Regions from separate parts of the Mus musculus genome. Here regions 2 and 3 are each linked to region 1. The links are chromatin loops, found by intact Hi-C in ENCODE. Cell type or tissue: left cerebral cortex. All regions are shown on one strand. Each heading gives the region's core, and the rest is flanking DNA. Links, peaks and the distances in the headings are about the cores only. Region 1 has its middle 170 kb from the start of Ptbp2. Region 2 overlaps Ptbp2 (polypyrimidine tract binding protein 2). Region 3 has its middle 3.1 kb from the start of Ptbp2.

Evidence for each region. A loop is a pair of places that touch in the nucleus more often than their neighbours do. Peaks named below come from ENCODE experiments on the same cell type or tissue, not always from the same donor. Only the 100,000 strongest peaks of a DNase experiment are listed, where the experiment ranks them.
Region 2: a loop joins it to region 1, with 2.9 times the contacts of the local background. A loop is called at or near these places in 3 of 42 quality-filtered maps.
Region 3: it touches region 1 in a loop (6-fold over the local background); 3 of 42 quality-filtered maps call a loop at or near these places.

The regions. Positions count from the first base shown.
Region 1 is chr3:119,946,260-119,952,071 of GRCm38, reverse strand. No RefSeq gene overlaps it. Among named protein-coding and RNA genes, the nearest start is that of Ptbp2, 170 kb to the right of the region's middle. In left cerebral cortex, for the core only: no CTCF peak of the experiment used is centred there; DNase peaks (open chromatin) are centred at 1,175, 1,791, 2,217 and 2,829; H3K4me3 peaks cover 295 bases; H3K27ac peaks cover 459 bases.
Region 2 is chr3:119,777,540-119,782,539 of GRCm38, reverse strand. It overlaps Ptbp2 (polypyrimidine tract binding protein 2), which reads left to right. Exons shown (of 14, transcript NM_001310711.1): 2 at 1,006-1,036. Among named protein-coding and RNA genes, the nearest start is that of Ptbp2, 3.3 kb to the left of the region's middle. In left cerebral cortex, for the core only: a CTCF peak has its summit at 3,083; DNase peaks (open chromatin) are centred at 272, 1,455 and 3,047; H3K4me3 peaks cover 1,117 bases; H3K27ac peaks cover 408 bases.
Region 3 is chr3:119,783,615-119,789,426 of GRCm38, reverse strand. It overlaps a transcript of Ptbp2 not described here. Among named protein-coding and RNA genes, the nearest start is that of Ptbp2, 3.1 kb to the right of the region's middle. In left cerebral cortex, for the core only: no CTCF peak of the experiment used is centred there; no DNase peak of the experiment used is centred there.

The sequences.
Region 1 (5,812 bases), core at 465-5,464:
GCAAAGAGGAACCAAACCCTAAACACAGCAGAACAAGACACTAGCGGTAAGACAGATCTAGGTGAGAGAAAACCCTCTAAGCTTCAACCCCAGGCTCTTCCTAAGAAAAGTAGAGCAGCCCCTCCCCTCACAAGAGCTAGACTGAACACAGGGAGCAGAAGGATGGGTGTGCCTGGTGAACATGAGGGATCCTCAGAAAGTCGTGCAGTACTCTTACTGTTTCCAAACACAATCTTGACAAGAATGCTTCTAGCACTGGCTTCTGTCCTCTTAACAACTCCCATATTCTTAAAGAAGCAGAACTAAAGAAATCAATAAACCACAGAGACATTTTAATAACATCCTTCTAAGACAGGAACTGAGTCCTTAGGTTTGCTTCCTCCAAGGGAGCCTGATTTAATAGTGTAATAATGGCTTGATCTATGAAGACTTTTTTTAAAAATTTGCAGTACTTTTTAAGTCAGTTTTGCTAATAGCTACCATCCTCACTTGCATATCTTTACATAACATAGCCTATCCAAGTGTGGTTTCTAAAGGAGTGATTTTATTTATTTTACGATTGGAAAGGAAATAAGCCAATGACTTGGGGATTGCACATGTACATATTATATGTGGTGAATATATTGCCTGTGTGTGTGTATATACATATTAGTTTTGACATTAAAATAAAAAGAATAAAACTGCAAAATCTGGTTTGTTAATATAGTTCATTTTAATAAACATCCACAAGAACTAACCCTAAATCCCTAACACAAATATTAAATACAAATTGATTGAGCTATTGTTCAACCATACGGCTAATACAGTAAAGTTTTTAAAATATAGAGGTAGACTTGTGTGTGTAGACATGAAAAGAAAATGGACCGCATGATTGAGAAACCAAGCTATGCTAGTCCAGCACTAGATCTTCATCCATGATAGTACACAGACACAAGAAAGCAGTAGCCAGGTGTTAGCAGTTGGGTCTAAGGATTAAACTTTCATTTTCTGTATGTCTTTCTAGTTTTTTTAAAAATTACTTGCTGATATTTATCAGTCAGGAAACAAGATAAATCGAAAGAAAAGTAAGGTACACACTTTCCACAGGCCTGTGTGTTCTCTCTTAGTGTTGTCATGGAAGCGAAGCATTTGGGCACAACTTGGCAGTGTGCCATTTAGTGTCTTATTCACAGCACTAATTGTGTTTTAAATTTTTATGTAAAGTATCCGACACATGTGTCACTCATGATAATTGACAGTGATAATAGTGGCTGATGGTGGCAATGATCTTGGCTTTTTAAAGCCCCATGTTGAACATATTCCTTCAAAATGGAGTCAAACTAGGAGGCTTGATTGATAAAGTCTTGTGTGTGCTGATGGGTGCAACAATCCCCAGTAGTACAGGACAGGTGACTCAAACCAGTGTCATCTTCGTTTTATTGACGGATGCAAATCAAAATGTAGAATAGCTACCAGAGACCTGTAAGGTCACGAGGAATGAGACAGTAACCAAACAACCACTTCACACAGCATTTCAAGGTCAATTAATACACATGGCTGTGGTCCAGGCACTGCCCTGGGCATTGCACATCAGAAACCATTACTGGCTTGGTTGCTTTTAAGCTACAAGTGGTCATAGACAATGGTCCTTAGAACCAAACCTGCCTCTATATACTACATGGTATATGATAAACTATGGGAAATGGTGGATGCAGTTCCCACCTACCCATCCTTTCTATTTTCTGTTTTAGACTTCCCTTTGTTGGTATATTTTTCCACTGAGTGAATCTACTTCACACCACACCCACACAGATGTCTGAACAGCCTTCATAGCTGAGGGCTGCATCTCCAGCTTCTAGAATTGTTCTGCTACAGAGCCAATGCTTAAGACATATTGTTTCGCATGTGGAAACTCCTGGGCCTAGGTGCTTTGCTTTAGACATAACTTGAAGAAAACCGAGAGAGTGCAGAATAAAGATAAGGTTCTATTACTGGGACCAGAGAACTTCCTTGCCTAAAAATGAAAACCAAATCAGCAAATCCCCAAACAAACAAACAAACCAAAAAAAAAAAAAAAAAAAAAAAATGGCCAGGCCCATCCCTGAAGCTCATTATGCTTTCAAACCGCCTTGCCAACCCTGCCAAGCAGGGTGCCTGCTGGGAAGGCTACACACACAAAGCGGGGCCCACTCAGAGCTCAAATAATTGGCCCCCTCCCCCTTTCTCCTTCCTTCCCTCCCTCTCTTACTGTCTCGGAAGCCTGCCCCATAAATCAGATTTAATTATCTATAAAATTTGGTGTAGAAAAGGATTTACTCATTAAAACTGTTCCTCAGCTTGCTACCCACGTTCCAGACTAATAGAAGCGGAAAGGGGGCACCATGGAAACACCGGACGGGCTGGAGAGATAAGCAGGCTTTGAAATACCTGAACCTCAATTAAATAGCAAGTTCCTGCTTCTGTATTTGCCTTTTAAAATATCATGTCGGAATAAGTAAATGTCACCAAATAATCAACCCGTCCCCCCACCCCTCTTCTTTCTGTTTTGGTTACTTGCTTCAACAGGTTTTAAGAGGTGTTTTTTTTTCTCCCCTGTAAGTTTATCTCCTTTGCCTATATTACCCAAGATCTTTCCTCAGCGTCTTCCTCCCGCCCCTGTGTGTGTCTGTGTGTGTGTCTGTGTGTGTGTGTGTGTGTGTGTGTGTGTGTGTGTGTATGCGCGCACGCGCGCGCGCGCTCATGTTTGCAAAATGTCATAATCCTCTCTATAGCCAAACACAACAGCTCTCGGCTCTCGTTTAGTCACACAGCGAGGAGCAGTTAATTAATGAGTACCAAGGGAGGCAGGGAGGAAACATTGGAGAAGAACGCAGCCCGTGGAAGAGCAGAGGGGAATGTCTGAAGTAAGGCCAAGATAAATCTTCAGTCCTAGGAGAAAGCCCTGGGAGAGAGAAGGAGATGCTTGCGAGCTGCTAGCAGAGATGGATTTGGGGGCGGGGCAGGGGGCTTGTTTGTTCTCAGTGTTTGTGCAAGTGATGGAAGCCAGAAGTGCCGGAACTTGGAGAGAATGCTGGAGCTTCTCTAATGAGGCAAAGCTCCAAAGATCTAAAATCTCGCATCACTTTCCATTAATGTCCTCCATGGGAAAAGGCAAAAACCAAACCAAAATAAACAAACATACAAACAAATACAAAGTAAAATAAAAGCCTAAAACTTTTTTCTGGCCACCCAGCCTTAGGAGGGGATTCTTGTCCTGTCTCTCTTAAATCCTCATTGTGCTAGAAAAGAAAGATGAAGCCTGAAGGAGGGGGATGGAGGTGGAGACAAGACACACCTAATAACAACCAGGACACCCGCCTGAGGAGCCAGCTCTCTGCCTTCTAGAGACACTGACTGCCTCCAGGGTTTCATTCCATTCCACAAACCTTGGGAGGTGGGATTTTCTTTTTTAATAAAGGTGTGTGAAGGGAAAAGAAGACAATGGATAAGCAAAAGGGACTGTTGGACAAGGTTCTGTCCTGAGCCCATCATGTCAGGGAAGGCCCACTTACAGAATTTTTAGGAGGAACGACTGTCTCATTGACTATGTACATTGCTTTCTTCTTATTCATCCCTAAGGATCTTTCCTTTTGTTGTTTGTCCCTAGATGTTTTGCTAAATCCTTAATCTCAGGAACTCACCAAAGCTTGACCAGTTAAAGGTTTGGGGGTCGTTGAATGAAGTTCATAAAAACAAGTGCTTTAGACAGTACTCACTTGTCAATAGGATGGCCCACCTCACCTCGTAAAAGATCTCCAATGACTGCCCTCCTTGGTGACTCAACTGTAAGAGAGGATAGAGCCAAAGCGTCATGACCACCTAAGAGGTGTGGCCTTCACCCAGCATTTGCCTCAGAAGACGGAAGGGGAAGGGGGTCAAAAAGTAAATGATAAATTCTACTTTGTGATGTTCTTGTCCCTTTGAGACACTGACTTGTTAACGCAGTGCAACTATTTACATACATGTCACAGCTAGACCTGCAGACTCATTGACAAAGATCTTGCCTTACTCCACATTATCAATGGGTGAGGCAGTGCCTGCCATTTCGAGGGGTTCCAATAATCAAAAGGGAACAAAGGAACAAATCCTCTTTTGGAGTTCAAGCTGCATTATATTAGCATCTGAGTCAGACACAAACTCTTAACATTTTTAAACCATAATCATTGTGCCTTTGGTATCGACGATGGCCCTGGTACTTTCCAAGAACAACATTTATCTGTCCTTTGCTGCTCCTATTCTGAATATCTTTACTCCTGTCCCGAATGGCTAGACTATCGTACCTACTAAAATCCCTGTACAGTCCATGATGGGAGACTTTGGGTTTCACTGAAGCTAATACACACTTAACCTGACCCTTCAGCTTGCTCTGAGAGCAGAAATGCCGAGTACAAAGCAGAGGGAGGAAGAGGATGGGAAGAAAAGATCCAGAGAATGGGAAAATCTTGTTATTCCATCAATCATCATTTATCATTTACTTACTTGGACCATGAATTGAGCTATTCTCCTATAAAACAATGATAAACAAAGCACATTACTAGTTTTCAAAGAGTTAAAAGTCCAGTGGGGGTAGGGAGGGCAGTTAAGCGTGAACGGAGTAGCCCTACTGATTTCACTGCTTGGATAATCATACCTTGTAAGTGGTTGTTAGGCCTCAGGCTGTGCTAGTGTTGACTGTAACTGATAATGGGTGAATAACCCAGAGCTTGAGCTATGAGCTTGCTCATTAGCTCTGCACCGTTGAACAGTATGATCATTCTTCCATGCCAATAGGCTTGCTACCACCATCTGAGTGAATACCAAATGGACTCCTTAGGCAATGGGAGCAGCCAATGAAATCCAGCATATGGTCAGTTAGAAACAATGGATTGCCACCACTGGCTTTCTTTATTATGCAAATATGGTGCAGATTCACAGAGAAGATCGAGTGCCTCCAACGAAAGACTGAAAGATCCACAAACCTTCCCTTTCCTAGAAGTAGTGCCCTCAAACCAGCCACAAGATGCTTTATGCCTTTGTGAGAAAGACACTCTCCGGATTATGTCATCCTGGGCCTGGAAAAAGAGAAAACACATGAGCAGACCTTGCCTATTTCCAGGCATCACTTTATTAGTTAATCTATTACCTTCTCTCTGCTGACCCCTGCTCACATCCTGACCCCTGCTCACATCTGACTTTGTTCATAGCTGTAAATTCAAGTCAAGAGAACAGAATCTTAATCCTTTGGGGGGGGGGAGACCTGGAGGAGCCCTGCTTTCTTTAACTGTGACCCATAAAAGTTTTTCCCATATCACCACTTGTGGGAGGCTGTGGCCTCCCCCAACTTGGGCTGCCCGAGCTGCACCTGAAAGATGGCACCTGCCGGATGCAGAGCTGGTGGCGTAAATAAGTCCATATTTGGTGGAGACGTGCCCCTGCCACCCTGATTGGCTGAAGCCACCCTGATTGGCTGAAGCCGCGTGCCTGGTGAGGTGACATGGCCTGCCGTGAGTGGATGGGGGCTGGGAGTTTATAAGAGTGAGAGGCCCGGGTTCGGGGGGAGAGAGATGAAGAGGGAGAGAGATGAAAGGGGAGAGAGATGAAGACTGAAGATTTCTGAATAAACTGTTGTTAGAAGAACTGGTGGTCGTGTCGTTCTTGCTGGTGGAGAGCGGATGCGACAACCACTTTGGGAGGTGTACTTTGAAAACAGTAGCTCCTCCACCCCGTTCAAATCTCAGCTCTGACACAGAGCTCTCTGAAACGTCTGCGGCAGGCTCCATGGCCCTGCTAAGACCTCTCACCTAGCCCATGGCGT
Region 2 (5,000 bases), core at 1-5,000, 170 kb after region 1:
AACAAAACCAAACCCCCATGAAGTGTTGGAGAGGCAGCATCAGTCACATGGGCAAAGGCCACAAGCCACGCAAGGCAGACAACAGATAATCCACACAGGGTTGGCCTTCCCCCGCCCCCTACTTTGATTAGTTTCTGGAGGAAAAAAAAATACAAAAATAAAAACAAACACCCCCCCCCCCACACCAGCCCCCCAAGCAAATATGGAACATGGATCAGAGTCGTGTTGCATCTTTGGAGAGGCTGGGCGTGAAGACCGGAGGATGCTGAGTGAGATGAGAGAGCTGTGAGAAGAAAAGAGGAGGCTCACCAATGTCGCGCCCTTGTTAACTCCACATCCCGAACGACCCAGTTCAACTCATTGTTCAGAGAAGGGGGCCACAGTTCACAGCCCACAGAGAGGAAGGGGCACGAAAAGAGACCCAGTGAACATGAACCTTTATTAAAATTGAGGGTCTGGATTTGACGAGTCTAAGAAAGTAAAATCCGAGTTTATTCAATAGGTTATCAGTCTAGAGTTAGTTATCTGGTGTTTTAGAAGAGATAATAAAAAGGCTTTAAACATCATTGCCACAAATTACCTTAATGGGATATTATTTACCACAGGAAATGTAGCTTTAGACATGTGAATTATCCCCAGACAGTTTTCCAATTTCCAGATTTTGTTTAGGTTACCAAAGAACTCACTCAACGTTGCTGATGTCAGTATATAAGCACGTTAGGAATAGTATAGTGTTTCTGCATTTTCATCTTGCTGTTAAAGGTTCTTAAAAATGATCATAAACTGACTGAAACGTCGAATGGTTCAAAATTATTTCTAAAAAAAAAAAAAAACAAAAAACAAAAACAAAAAACCTCCAGGTAAATAATAGTTAAAAAAAATTATCACTGAGCATCTGTGTATTGCCAGGGCCTGGGTAATTTATAAAAGATCTTAAAAGTTTTAAAGTTAAGCATTGATCATTAGAAGAGTAAGAGGTTGACACTTTTATTTTTTCCTTTACAGAATTGTCACTGAGGTTGCTGTTGGTGTGAAGGTAGGAGATTATGTTTGAAAGTAACGTGGAAACTGGGGATGTTGGATATGGTACCATTGTAAAGAGTGGAAAATTTCAGTTAGCCTTGACAACAAAAGCCAAGCTTAAAATATTTCCTTTAATTTGTAAAGTCAGAGTCTATAAACAACTGTACAGTTGGATATTGATAATGACCATGGTATGTTAATTACTTGATAATAAGCAGATTTTTTTTTAACCTCTTTAAGTAGTGTAAAGTGTTAGTTTAAAACAGTTGACTCTGATTAAAGTGAAATGTGTGTGCTAGGCATGAATCACACTGGTAATCAGTTGTCCTGACATGGAAGAAGGACACAGTTGCTTTAAGTCCTTCCAGCTTGAGTTGTTGAAGAGCTTTCTTGTGTGTGTAGGTTTTTCCCTCACTTCTTGGGTAGAAAAACTGCTCAGCCCTTACAATTGACTCCATGCCTACCATCTGGCACTTCCTTGAAGGCATAGACAGACCTTTTAGTGTCTTGGTGCATTACAGATTGGTTGGTTGCAAGCCTTTCCACCTTGTTAGGACAGATTCTTTGTCTTTTAACTTATGCCCAAGCCTGTAATAGGATTTCTCCTGTCCCTCAACCTTAATTATAAGTATAAATATAAAACCCCATGCATATAAATACCCTTAGGAGAACTGTAAGTGTACCTGGTTTAGTGAAGTTGACCTTCAGTATTTTTCTTGGACTTTAAAAAATTATGTTTATGATGGTTTAATCTTCAGAATAGGTTAGGAGATGTTACTGTGTTTTCTATGATAATGATCTAGAGGCCCATGCTTTAATATCGTGTAGAACATTTAGTTTCATTGACAGTCATGTTTTTCAAGTTGAGATATTAAGAGCTTTGAAGTCAGGAATAGGTCAAGAGTACAAAATGTCTTGATATTGTAGTTATTATCCAAATAGATTTCTTCTGTGAATTATATAAAAGAATAAATGATTACAAGGTACTTTGTCAAAATGGGTTAACTGATAGCTCTGTGGTCTTTTACTAGAGGATAAGTTATAAAAATGAGTTAAGTAATAGCTCTGTGGTCTGTTACTTGAAAATTGTATAAAAATATTCACTACCCATTCTAAAATGTTTAATATAAAATTTTGTAAAGTTAAAGTTCATTTTTTATCATTTTCTACTATATTGGTTAAATTCTTATATTGTTTGCAGCAGTTTGTACGGCACTTAAACTTTCTTACAAGTAAATAGTTGTAAAGAAAGTAATCTATGTGCGTTTTTAAAATAATTGAAACTGTAGTATCCATTTCTCCTTCATTCACAGTTCAGTTGCTTAGGTGTAGATGTGTTAAGTTTTTCATTTTTAAAAATTACTGATTTGCACATTATCATGCATTTCTTATTTTTTGTAGAATCCTGACCTTTTCAAATTTTTATTTTGGTATGACATAAACTGCCTGTATTTAAAGTATGCAATGTCTCATTTACACACACACACACACACACACACACACACACTTACACACACTTACTCGTATTTAAAGTATGCAATGTCTCATTTACACACACACACACACACACACACACACACACTTACACACACTTACTCGAGTGGGCGAAGCCACTACTACAATCGAGGTAGAAACCTGTTACTCATAGGAATGCCCTCCTGCCCCTCTGTTGTCCCCTTTGCCTTGCCTCTCCCCAGAAGCGAGTGATCTGCTTTCACTGCAGATTCGCTTGTATTTTTAGAATTTTAAATGAATGGACTCAGGGAAGTCTTCTGTTGTATTCCACTCAGCAGAAGCTTTTAAGTTATTTACACGGTGTTAGTGTTCTCTTCCCCACTGTTTGCTTAGTGTCATCATGCTATATGGTAACTAAAAACCTGTAGTGGGCATTTGTGTTTGGGGGTATTATAAAGTTGCTATGATCATTTCTGCACTTTTTTGTGCACATATGCTTTTATTTCTCTTGGGGTCCATTGTTAAGAATGGCTGAATCATATGTTAGGCATATGTTTAACTAATTGAGAAACTGCAGCCTCTTTTCCGCAGTGGTTGCACCATCTTGCCACCACCAGGATATGAAAATTTCAGTTCCTCCAGAGACTTCTCAGTGCTTTTTAGTGTTTAGTGGGTGTGAAGTGATAGTTTAATTGTGGTTTTAATTCTTATTTCTGTATGGTATCTGTTATGAGTGTTTTCAGTGTGCCTTTTGCCAGCTGTTGTTCTCTTCTTCCTTTTGTTTTTTTTTGTTTGTTTGTTTGTTTTTGTTTTGTTTGAGACAAGGTTTGACTGTATAGACCAGGTTAGTCTCCAGCTAGAAGTCTGACTGACTGTCTCTGCCTCCCCAGTGCTGGGATTAAAGGCTTAGATCACCATGACTGGTGAGTTATAGTTAGGGTTCTTTAGAGGAAGAGGATTTACAGAAAGAATCAATGCCCACCTCCCATATCTACATATACATGTGTGTGTGCGTGTGTGCGCGTGTGTGACTTTATTATTAGAGTAGCTTATAGGTTGTTGTCATAGAATTTCTATTGCTGTTAAGTTACACTGTGATGGAGACAACTCTTATAAGGAAAACATTTAATTGGGGCTGGCATAAAGATTCAAAGGTTTAGTTCATTATAGTCATGGCAGGAAGCATGGTGGCATGCAGGTAGACATAGTGCAGGAGAAGAAGCCAAGAGTTCTACATCTGGATTGGCTGGCAGCAGCAGGGGGTTCGGGGGAGGGAAGGAAGAGGGAGGGAGACAGACACACACAGAGAGACATAGAGAATCACAGACAAACCTGGTTTGAATTGAAGCCCCTCCGCATTGACACCCTTCCTCTAACAAGGCCAGGAACCCTCCTTTGAAATAATAGCTTTCCCTTTGAGCCTAGTGGCCATTTTCATTCAAATGACCACAGCTGTGGTTCTGTTAGTCTAACAGTGGTGTCTCCCAGACCAAAAGTTCAAGAATTCAGTAATAGTTAAGTCTAAGAGGCTACTGTTGTCAGCTGGTCATGTGCTCACATCAGAATCCTGAAGGACTAGGTTCTATAATGCCAGTGAAAGAATGCCTTTCAACATACATGAACTTGCCCTTGAGAACGAAGGCAAACAGGCAAAAAGCAAAAGTGTCTCTCCTCCATGCCCTTCAAATTGGCCAGCACCAGAAGTTAGGTCTTCTGACTTCAAAAGATGGAGATGTAGGATAGGTCTTCCTGCCTCCAGTGAATTAATTAAGAAAAACTCCTTACGGGTCTGGTCTACCCACCAGCTTGGGTTTGGTTAACTCCAGGCTAGTCAAGTTGACAATCACGGATAGCCATCACATCTAGCTTGTTTATTTGTCCATGTTTCTAAGATACTGTTTTACGTTTGGATTTTGTCAGGCTTCATTCTGGACTTGTTTTTATTAATTGAGTAGATTGCACAAATTTTCTATTACCTTCCATTCTCTATACAGCACTTGTGAAGAGCAGTAGTTACGCTGCTAAACTCCATTTTAGTTAACTTTTTCTTTTATGGATGGTTTAGTTTGTCCTATTTAAGCCTTTCCTACCTAAAGTAAAATGACTTTTTTGTTTTCTAAGAGTTTTCATTCCAGTTTAATACTTAGGTCTCTTCTCCATTTGGGAATTACAGTTTTTCAGGACCTCTGCATTTTGTTACATTGACACACACACACACACACACACACACATCAAAAACCTAGAAGGAAATAAGGGGGTAGAGAGGAGGACTACAGTATGAGAAGCAGGGAGAAGAGAGAAAAAGTCAAGAGTCCCACAAAACAGGTTGAGAACGTGGATTGAAAAAATTTATTTTAGATATTGACATCAGTTTTTCTAACAATGCTAGAAAATGCTTTCATTAATTAGTCTTGCAGCTTTGTCAAAAATAAGTTGCCTTAAAAAGCTTTCCTATATATGATTTTATGTCTGTCTTCTCTGCTGTGGACTGTGTTTATCTATCTAGATGTCAAGGGCATACT
Region 3 (5,812 bases), core at 446-5,445, 160 kb after region 1:
GAAGAGTTTTATTTGTCTGCTTTATTTTATTTTAGCTGTAAGGCATCTAGAGGAATCACTTTTTAAAGATATTTATTTAACATTACATCTATGTGTGTGTGTGGGGGGGGGGGTGTGTGCAGGCAAATGCAGGTGCCCTCAGAGGCCAGAGGGGTCAGGTTCCCTGAAGCTGGAGTTGCATACAGCTGTGAGCCATTGAACACGAGTACTGGGAACAAAACCCAAGTTGTCCGAAGGAAGGAGTGGTACAGGCTGTGCTGTTAACTGCTGAGCCATCTCTACAGTCCCAGAAGCAACTTCATTCTGTCTTTATGTGTCAGTGACAGCATGGAAGAGATTCTTCTTTTCTCAGTACTCAGTGTTGTGCTTGTCTCTCTTGGGGGCTCAAAACAAAGCATCCTAGCACAGTATTCCTGGGCTTTGTTAAGTGAGGATGATGTTATCTGTGCTCATTTATTTTGTATAAACTTTTAATATCCTATTCAAGTGCTTTGCTCATTTTCCTATTTGATCGTTGTTTTTATATGTTTACCTTTAGATTGCAGTTTTATTTATTTACTCTGTGTATGTGGTGTATGTGGTGTATGTGGTGTATGTGGTGTGTGTGTGTGTGTGTGTGTGTGTGTGTGTGTGTATACACTCCATGGCCATCTGACAACTTATATGAGTGGGCCAGCTGGATCCCATGAATTCTCAGACTTGATAGCAAACACCTTTACCTGATGAGCACTCTCTTGTTGGCCTTTGACAATTACTTAATTACAACAGCAATTGCTAATCTTTCTCCAAGGTCTTAAGTCCCATGTAGGGCAATTTGGTATCATCTTTCAGAATTAAAAACACTTTACTTAGTTCTTTTATTTATAGCAGTCATCTAGCAGATGTATTCAAGTGTGAAGTGACTTAAAAACAATGAAATTAGTTGCAAAATTGTTTACAAAATTAACATAAAGGCCACCTAAGGATTTGTCAGTATATTTAGTTAAATAAAGTATGATTTTTTTTCTTGGTGGAATACATAGCTATGTAGCAAGAACAAGACAATTCTAAACTCTATATTGTATATTTTTAATCTCTTAGATCTCAAAGATACATAATTGTACTGGCTAGTTTTGTGTTAACTTGACACAGGCTGGAATTATCACAGAGAAAGGAGCTTCAGTTGAGGAAATGCCTCCACGAGATCCAGCTGCAAGGCATTTTCTCAATTAGTGATCAAGGGCAGAAGTCCCCTTGTGGGTGGTGCCATCTCTGGGCTGGTAGTCTTAGTTTTATAAGAGAGAAGGCTGAGCAAGCCAGAGGAAGCAAGCCAGTAAAGAACATCCCTCCATGGCTTCTGCATCAGCTCCTGCTTCCTGACCTGCCTGAATTCCAGTCCTGACTTCTTTCAGTGATGAACAGCAATGGGGAACGTGTAAGCTGAATAAACCCTTTCCTCCCCAACTTGCCTTTTGGTATGATGCTTGTACAGGAATAGAAACCCTGACTAAGACAATAGTTTTAAGTTACAAGATAATACTGACTACATAATGATCATCACCTTTGAGTAAAACAAACACATGAATATTTTTGTCCTAGTTTAGATTTCTTTCAATTGCTGTGACAAAATAATAACAGAAGCAACTAACAGAGAAGAAGGGTTTATTCCTCTTTCAATTCTAGGTGACACTCTGAGTCACTGTTCTGTTGCTGTGAAAAGATCCCTTGACCAAGACAACTTATATAATAGGAAGCATTTAATTGTTGTTTACAGTTTCAAGAGGATGAGCCCACAGCTATCATGATAGGGAGTGTAGAGGCATGCAGGCAGACATGACTCTTTAGGGATAGCTGAGACCTTGTATCTGACCTGCAAGCAAGAGGCCGAGAGTGAGACAGGGCCCCAGAGCCTACCTGCAGTGACACACCTCTTCTAACAAGGCCACACCTCCTAATCCTTCCCATCATTTCTGCCATTTGAGGAACAAGTATTCAAATATATGAGCCTTCTGGGGTCTGTCCTCATTCAAACCACTGCACAGTCCATCATTGGTGGGATGTCAAGGGAACAGGGATGTGAAGCAGCTAGTTCATCCACGGTGCAAGTGAAGAGAGAGTGAAAACATTTGTGTTCACTGCTCAGTATGCTCTACTTCGTACAGTCCAGGGCCCAACCCCAGGCAATGCTCTCACCACAGTGGGGTGCCCCTTCCCACTCAGTTACTGTAATGGAACCAATCCCCCACAGACATGCCTGCAGGCCAACCTGATGTAGACAGCCCCTCACTGAGACTGTCCTTCTAGATGCTCCTCACTGTGTCCAGTTGACAGTTAAATCAACCATCACAATGTCAATACCGGTATTAGAACCTATCCAAAAATGTATGTAGTAAAATGGAAAGGTGGGCGGCGAAGGGAATCTGGATGGCGAGCAGGATCCTAAAATATATGCTCTTTCTTCTTCTAGTAGATTTGCTGGGACATAGTTCACATGTTCTGAAGTCATAAGCATCGTGTTTCAGTTGAGTTGAAGTATATTTGGAAAATTGTCAAACCCTTTCCACATGGCAGTTAAAGTACATTTGGGAAATTGTAAAACCCTTACTATAGGGCAGTTAGGAATAACTTTCTTCATGATAAAGAGGAACTTATTGCCTTTACATCTATTTTACATCCCATGCTCGGTGCCCAGCAACCTAGTACCTAGTATGGCCCCTCTTTGATTGTTTCCCTTCTCCAGGGGGTTTGCATAAGCTTTGACAGCTTCTCAATGTCCTTTTCTCTACTTTGAGTTCATATTACCTTTTCAAAAATGAAATACTATTAATTGGTATATTATTATTTCTCTTGTTAGACTGGAAAACTAACTGATACTCCAGTACCCTAAGCAGACTAAGAATAAAATGTTATGGAAGTGAACATGGTCCCATTTCTTACTTTTATTGCATCAGTATTAGACCTTATTTTGGCTTAGCCTAGGCTGAAATTTAGATTTAATGATTGTTCACATAAGTGAAAAATTTTCTGTGAAAGGTCAAAACAGTTACCATTCGGATGGAAAAGAACACATTACTGTACTGAAAGAAGATCTGGGTATGAAAAGAATACTGTCCAGCCACTTCACTTTTTATTGCCCTATTCTGTTAGGACTTCATAAACATGAATTGAATCTAGTCGGCATTTACAAGGGTTGGCCATCCTCCACTGTTTAATAATCCAGCCCCTAGTTAACCTACACAGGCACACAGATTGACATATGGGTGGGACTTTACAAATTTGCCGGTGACATTTCCCCTGGTTTATTCATTTGTACGAGTGCCAATCTAATTTCATTACTGACATGTTTAACCTTTGTGAAGAATCTCTGTACAGATACAGCTATACGGATACGGGCTGCCTCCGAAGTTCCAAAAGCCAAAAGTGTGGCCTGTTCCTTCTGCAGAGAATAGTATCAGTGACAGGAACAACAACCAATCACCAACAATCAAGGCGATAGCAGCACCGCTTCTTAAGCATTGACTGCGGCCAGGCTGTCAACTGGACACCAATTTGGATGATGACGTCACTCTTAATCTCATTTTCATGAACTTCATCCTTGGGTTATGCTGACCATGTCCAGTGTCACGTAGCTAACAAATGGAACATCTCAAACGCGAAGCCAGGCTTTCATGGATATGTTTTTGTGGTATATAGCACACAGGGATTACAGTCTTGTCCTGCTACCAGATGCCTACAACTGCAGGTGCTAGCAGCCTCTGTATCTGTTATTTCATTCTGTACGCCCATCTTCCCAAAACAATGTATGATAAGCTAACCTCACACTATTCGTATATTAGACATAGCCAGAGATTAACAATACTAAAAACAGAGTAACTGCACAAAACATACTCAGGAAAGACATGGGAATATGTTTCCTGTCTTGAAATACTTGGTTGCTTGTTCACCTCCAGGGAAGCATTTTACGATTTCTTGACATATGACACTTTCTTGGCATACGGATTGCCAGGAGCACTACTCTCGTGCTTTGGGAGTTGAGGTAACTAAGGAACTCCTTCCTGCACATACAAACCTTGAGATAACATGATAGTTAAGCTGATCGAAGACACCTGTTCATTGAATAAGCTAGCTGGAAGATAGCGTGTTTAGCCTTGATACACTGAACATAGAGGTGACCCATGTCCTGACTGGAGAGTGAGATGGAGGCGATTTCATTATGCTTTACCTCAGAATGGTGCAGAATTTTAAACTATAAATCATGTCTAGATTTTACACTTAATATTTCCCAGCCACGGTTTACCACTGAACAAATGGCTTGAAACAGAAACCTCAGGTAGATGTCCAGAGGAGCCTATTGCTGTGTGCTGATACATCAGCATCATTCCCAACTTTAAACCCTTATTTCTTTACTACATTTTAAAATCTAGTGCTTTATGTGTCTTGCCTTGCGAACTACCTCACATATTTCCTACCGAAGTGTTGACTTAAATAAGCCAGCATATTGACTGTGCTGTGGTTTGCCCTTATACTTTATTAGAAGACCAACAAAAGGTTGTAGTTTAGTGAACATCTGACACTTGACAGAAGTTCTGCTCTTCTTGACCCAGATTGTCTTCCCTGAGATAAAACGAGAACCAATTATCAGTGTTGATTGTGCCAGTGCGAAGAAGATGGAGAATGCATCCTGGATCCCCTCCCTCCCTCCCTCCCTCTGGGAGCATACAGATTTAATTGTTGAGTTGAAACTATGTGAACAAAACCACAACCCATGAAAAACTATTATTAATGGAAATGATAATGGGGCCTTTACGTATCATAAGTCAAAAGTATAGATAGAAGGGAGGTGTTGCCGGAAATTAGATTTTTAAAAAGAATCGACAATCCCTAAGGCAAATCAAGACTATTTGACCAGGTGGTGGCTTGGAAACGTTCTTAGAGCAACAACAGTGCACATATGTGTGTGGTTGTTGTTGATTGCCTTTGAAACAAGGTCTCACTAAGTTTCTTCATCCTCTGGAGTAGCTGGGGCCAGGTTCTGACTTATCTTTTAAAAATAATATACAATCTCCCATTTAGTGAGGTGAAATTCCAGGTGGTAAGGGCAAGAGGCTTCTTGAAGGGGACGCGGCAGATCTGGAGGAGGTATGGAGGACACCTGGACAGACACAGTTGGTAAGTGCTGGAGGAGGTAGGGAAGAGCAAAGGGTGGTGCTGGCATTAGTGGCATGCCGGGAACATTTTCCGAAACCAAATGTTGCTGGGGCTATGATACAAATACATTAAAGAAGAACGGAAAACATGTTCTATGATATTAAGACCTTTAGTTCTATGGAAAAGTGATTTTTGTCTAGGCCGTTTTAACATTTTCATCCCCTGTAACTAATGCTAACTCAATTGGCCTCCTCTTTCCATATCCCCAAATGTTGGAATACAGGAACGCTTTCTGCCACCTCGCTCGCTCAGCGTGTGGCCATTCCCATGTAGGGATCTTGGAATATATGTTTTTCCTAACAGATGCACAAAAATTACCAACCCACATGAGAATCACCTTTTCTTCCTCTTGGCCTGATTGATTCCAGGTTTGTAAGCAAACACTAAGCTGGTGAGCAGTCCTTAATTAGGAGATGTTGTTATATTTTCCTAAGCAATGGATCTTGACCAGGGGGGTAAGCTCTTTGAGGATGAAGAATTTGTAAACGAGGTCTAGGATGCAGCTATAAAGTCTTTTTCTCTAGAGCTGAGAGGGCGAAGGGTGCCCGGGCCGGGCCTGGGATTGGTCCTTTGTGGTAATAATGCAGCTTGAGGTTGGAAGGAAGAGTGGAAGCAGCCTGAGAGC